Regions from separate parts of the Mus musculus genome. Here region 2 is linked to region 1. A link is a loop called in an ENCODE intact Hi-C map of the cell type or tissue named here. Cell type or tissue: gastrocnemius. All regions are shown on one strand.

What was found. A loop is a pair of places that touch in the nucleus more often than their neighbours do. Peaks named below come from ENCODE experiments on the same cell type or tissue, not always from the same donor. Only the 100,000 strongest peaks of a DNase experiment are listed, where the experiment ranks them.
Region 2: it touches region 1 in a loop (10-fold over the local background); 16 of 42 quality-filtered maps call a loop at or near these places.

What each region holds. Positions count from the first base shown.
Region 1 is chr8:112,971,187-112,973,686 of GRCm38, reverse strand. No RefSeq gene overlaps it. Among named protein-coding and RNA genes, the nearest start is that of Gm45904, 50 kb to the right of the region's middle. In gastrocnemius, a CTCF peak has its summit at 1,050 (motif pointing right); a DNase peak (open chromatin) is centred at 1,048.
Region 2 is chr8:112,060,162-112,062,661 of GRCm38, reverse strand. It overlaps Gm36671 (a long non-coding RNA gene), which reads right to left and starts at 1,090. Exons shown (of 3, transcript XR_388036.3): 1 at 1,025-1,090; 2 at 675-898. Gm22827 (a small nuclear RNA gene) reads right to left here and starts at 157; the gene lies at 51-157. In gastrocnemius, a CTCF peak has its summit at 1,179 (motif pointing left); a DNase peak (open chromatin) is centred at 1,114.

The DNA of each region.
Region 1 (2,500 bases):
ACTAAAGCAAGGCAGAGAAACCCCACTCACACTCAAGCCTCCTTCACTCAGCCTGTACAATTTAGCAAAGAACCAAAGCCAAGACCAAGAGTCTCTTTCTTCCTCACACTGTAAAAAATAATTTATAATCAGATCTTGGCTCTGACACTTAGCCCAGAGACTGGAGAATCTGTTTGAGTTATGGCAAAAATCACATCTCCCTTTCGGGGATATTGTTAGTCCTGCTTGCAAAGTCACCAGAAAGAATTCTGAGATTGAATTGTGCCCTGACAGAAACAAGCAAATAAAAGATTTATAAAGGGCTGTCAATCAGACAACACCTCCCGAGCCTATGACCCGAATGCACAATGATTGCAAAGGTGTCAGCGGCTGGAACACACGCAGACCAGAGCCTTTGGCAGAAATCGATACTGCGGCTTGGTGGAGAAGGCAGAGATTTTGGACTTGAAAGTGGTCCGAGGCAGCTGCCTAACACAGTCCTTTGGAAACATAATTGAGAGTTTACTGCTGGGCATTTGCAGAAATTGTGCCTATCTCGGGAAAACCGGACAATCTTGAAATCAGCACCAACCACCATGACTTCCTGATATCATTCAAATCGAAGAAGCCTCGCCACGGGAGCTACTGGATAAATAGAAACTGTATACTTAAGAATGAGTCTACGTTGCACTTCTTGTGTGCACATGGAGGTGTGATTGCTCCACAGTCAGTTAAAAATAGAAAATATATTCTAAAAAAAACAGTGGGTACCAAATTTCACAGCACTCATGCCCAGGTTTCTTGATTGCATTCGAAGCCAATGGAAAGTGCTCAACCACACTCTAAGGGATGAAGATGCTATAAACTCCATTGTGGGAACCTCAGGTTTCTCTCCTGCCCATATCAAAGGCTGCTTATTCAGGACTCCACCTCTCCAACTCAGTATCTAAAGCTGTTAGCAGCCAGCCTGCCTTCCTGTCGGTTTACCCCCTTCCCTTCTTTTGTAGAAGAAATGCTTATAGTGCATTTTCAGCAGCCTGAAAATGACTCGCTAATCCAAGCAGAGACGCCAGAGGGCGCTGTCTTTCAGGCACCTGCTCATGCTGGTGATCAAGCCGCAGACAGCCTGAGGACACAGAGCCTGCATTTCAAAAACAACAAAAGTTGGCTTACCAGCAACTCTGGAACTATCTGCCCTTACTCAGAATATTTAAATAATAATAAAATCATATGTAGTTCACAGACGTGGGTGCATATATACCAATGAGATAGGCAGGGGCTATCTAACAAGGTTTATGTTACATAACAGCCCACAAAGTGTCTGGAATTTGAGTAATATAAGTGACAGGTCATACATGTAAAATATTTATAGGATTCAGAGGACAGTACCAAAAAAGTGTAAGTGTTCTTTCCAATAACGTTATATTGATTACAGTTTGAATTACTATTATCCTAAATCTTCTTAGATAGATAAAATACATCACTGAAATTAATGCAATCATTAGGTAAGGGCTGTGGGCCCAGATCAAATAAGATGTCCAAACCACTTCCTCGCGGGAGCTCCAGGAACACTGAAGAAAATGGGGTGGGAAGTACAAAGGAGTTGGAGGCATGGTGAAGGGCTGTGAAATGCTATTCTCTCTATGAGATATGACCATTGGCAATCACGAACTCATAAAAACTGTAGTTACCTGCACTGAGTTGACACAACACTGACCCTATCAAAAATTAGTTAAGGAAAGGAGAGGTGGCTCAAATGACCCTTTTCCTCTGAACTATTGGCAATTGATAGAGTCTAGGAGGTAGAACCCATTACTGTCAGTCGTGTGCCCACTGCTGAGTCCAGGATGCTCCGGGGAATGACTCTAAAGCCATGATCATACAAGTGACCCTGGTTAATCACAGTGGGAAAAAAAAAAACCAAAGCAAACAGCCACTAACTTGAGAGAGAGATTTGTGAGGAGGATTGTGGTTAGTAGGGGTCGAAGGCAGGTGGGGACTGGAGTGGTTGATACTGTATGTGTATATATGCAGAATTATCTAAAAACAACTGAAAAATTAATGCATTCATTTCAATCTTTCCTAGTGTGATTCCAAAGACCTTAAATTTCTTGTCAAGTCTGCACTAATATCTCCTAATTAGTATTGATTAGTTAATTATAAATAACCCTGTATGGGCTTTAGGAAGACCAAGTTGTAGAAGATAGTGATATAGACCAAAGCAATGCTTGAGAGAGATAAATACATACTAGCTGATAGACCAAAAGTGTGGCCACTTCTCCATGCTAACTTCTTCTACTTATTGGCTCCTCTTTCTTAGAAGCACAATGTTCCCTAACAAAGAAAAAAGGAATTGGGGAGATCTGTCATCTGGTAAGCTGCCTCTAGGGAGGGAAGAGGAGATGGGATGGACCTGCCTGTGTCCTTTCTTCACAGTGAGTAAAGTTACAAAACATCCTTTAAGGGAGTCTGAAATCCTCTCAGAAAGGAGAAGGAGAAAAGGATGGACATTCCATCCAGG
Region 2 (2,500 bases), 910 kb after region 1:
TTTTTTTTTTTTTTTTTACTTATTCACTTTACATCCTACTCGCTACCCAAAAAAATATGGAGTGCCTCACGAATTTTTGTGCCATCCTTGAGCAGAGGCCATGCTAATCTTCTCTGTATTGTTCCAATTTTAGTATGTGTGCTGCCGACGCGAGTGCAATATGCTAATTCTTAAAAGCTGGAATTTGCAGCTAGAGAGATGGCTCAGGGGTTAAGAGCACTTGTTGCTCCTACTGAGAGCAGGGTTCAATTCCCAGCACCTGCATGGTGGCTCACAACCATGTCAACACCAGCTTTGGGGGATCCCTCTTTTGAACTCATTCAGATAAAATTAAATAAATGCAAATCTTTTAATAAATAAAAATGAGGAAATTAGAATTTTAGAATTTGAATTATGAATTTTCCTGTTCAAACCCAATTGAATAAGTCATATCTGTAGTTGTTTTGAAGAAAAGCTAAGTGTATTATTTGACTCTGACTCTCTCTCTCTCTCACACACACACACACACACACACACACACACACTTTTCCCAGTTTGCCTTCTGTTGCTGTGGCAAACCATGGCCAAAAGCAGATTGAGAGAGTAAAGAGTTTATTTGGCTTACATGTCTGAATCTTCCTTTTAATTTGTTTTAATTTTTATTTATGTGTGTTAATTTTTTAATTTTTATTTACCTGTGTGTCTGTGTGCAGCTGTCACGGCTGTTGAGAGCTGCAGGGTCCTCTTAACCACTGAGCCATCTCTCCAGCCTTCTGGGGGTCTCTTCAAAGCCAGGATCAGCGCTGATGTCAGCAGGGCATCAACAGGGTAGATTACGCTGTTACACTTCCCAAAGATCCGAAACCAGAGCAAACAAGGGACTGAGAGGTATTAATGTCCCACAGTGGTATTCCAAACACTTGGGAGTGAGAACAGAAGAATCCGGAGTTCAAGGTCAGCCTCAGCTTCATAGCAAGTTCAAGGTCACCCTGAGCTAGAGACTGACTCCCAAAAATAAAGGAAATAAATAGGGCAAAGTACTTACCCACTCTAAAGAAGGACAGAAGCCACAGGAAAGAGGCGCACGTGTCCTATGTGATCTTGAGTCAGAGCCCCCACCCTTCCACCCTTGAGTCTATCTCACTACTTCATTTCTTTTTGCATAAACAAAGATGATGCCTTTGTAAGTCTTTGGCGCCCTCTTTTGGACAACCTGATTATTTCAAAACTGAAATGTTTCATTTCTGAGTATGTTGTCAGCAAGTTGAAATTGGGTACACAGAGACAGATATATAGAGATGATATAGATATAGATAAAGATATACATATGTAGATTGGGAGGGCTGTTATTGACATTATTCTTACAAGAGTTTTAGACTTACAGAAAGATTAAACAGTACAAAGCCCTATCTATACCTCTCCCTCGTGTAATTTCCCCTACTGCTTATAATTCCTCTGAGGACCCAAATGTTAAAGGTAATGAAACAATGCTGAACAGCTATTATTGACTGACATTTATAGTACATATACTATAAAGCTGTATGCATCCATGGGTTGTGAAGGATTTCATGTATCCACCATTGTAGTATCATAGAGAATAGTTCCACTGCCTTAGAAATCACCTCCTTTAGTTTGGCTCAGCCCAGTAAAGGCACTTACCATCAAGCCTGGGGTCCCCAGAATGCATATAAAGGTGGAAAATTGTCCTCAGAACGACACATGTGCATCGTGGCATATGTGAACCACACATAAACATTTTCACATGCAATGATAATAAATTATTTAGATGTTTAGTCACCTGTTTCGTCTCTTGACTCTTTCTATTTCTCCAGAGTCTGGGAATCACCACTTTTTACTCACTATCTTCCTAATGTTGCCTTTCAAATTTTTACATTGTGGAATAGTGAAATACTTAAATTTATTTCACTTACACATCCACTTAAGAGACCTTCTTCATATCTTACTATAAATGGCCAATGCACATATGGAGAGGAAGTTTACTCTAAAAAGCAGTCATGGTAGTGCATGCTTTTAATCCCAGCACTCAGGAGGCAGAGGCAGGAGGATCTCTGTGAGTTCAAGGCCAGCCAAGTCTTGGGGGGGGGACAAACAGAAGAAGAGGAGAGGAGAAAAGGAGGGGGAAAAGAGAGAGGGGAAATAGGAGGGGGAGGAGAAAGAAGAAAAAGAGGAAGAAGAAGAGTGAGAAGAAAGCAGAAAAGGAAGAAGAGAAAGACAATGAAGACAAAGAAGAAGAGAAGAAGAAGGAGAAGGAGGAAAGAAAAAAAGAAAGTTTACTGTAGCCAGCAGAAAAATGAAAATTAAAACTACATTGAAAATTCCATCTCAACTCAATCAAAATGACAATCATCAAGAACACAAATAACAAAAGGGACCCTTATACATGGCTGGTGGCAGCTAAACTAGATCAACCCCTACAGAAACCAATACGGAGATTCCTCAGATAGCTAAATAAAGTTCTTCTGTGTAATCCAGTCACAGCACTCCTCCTGCAAATGTACCT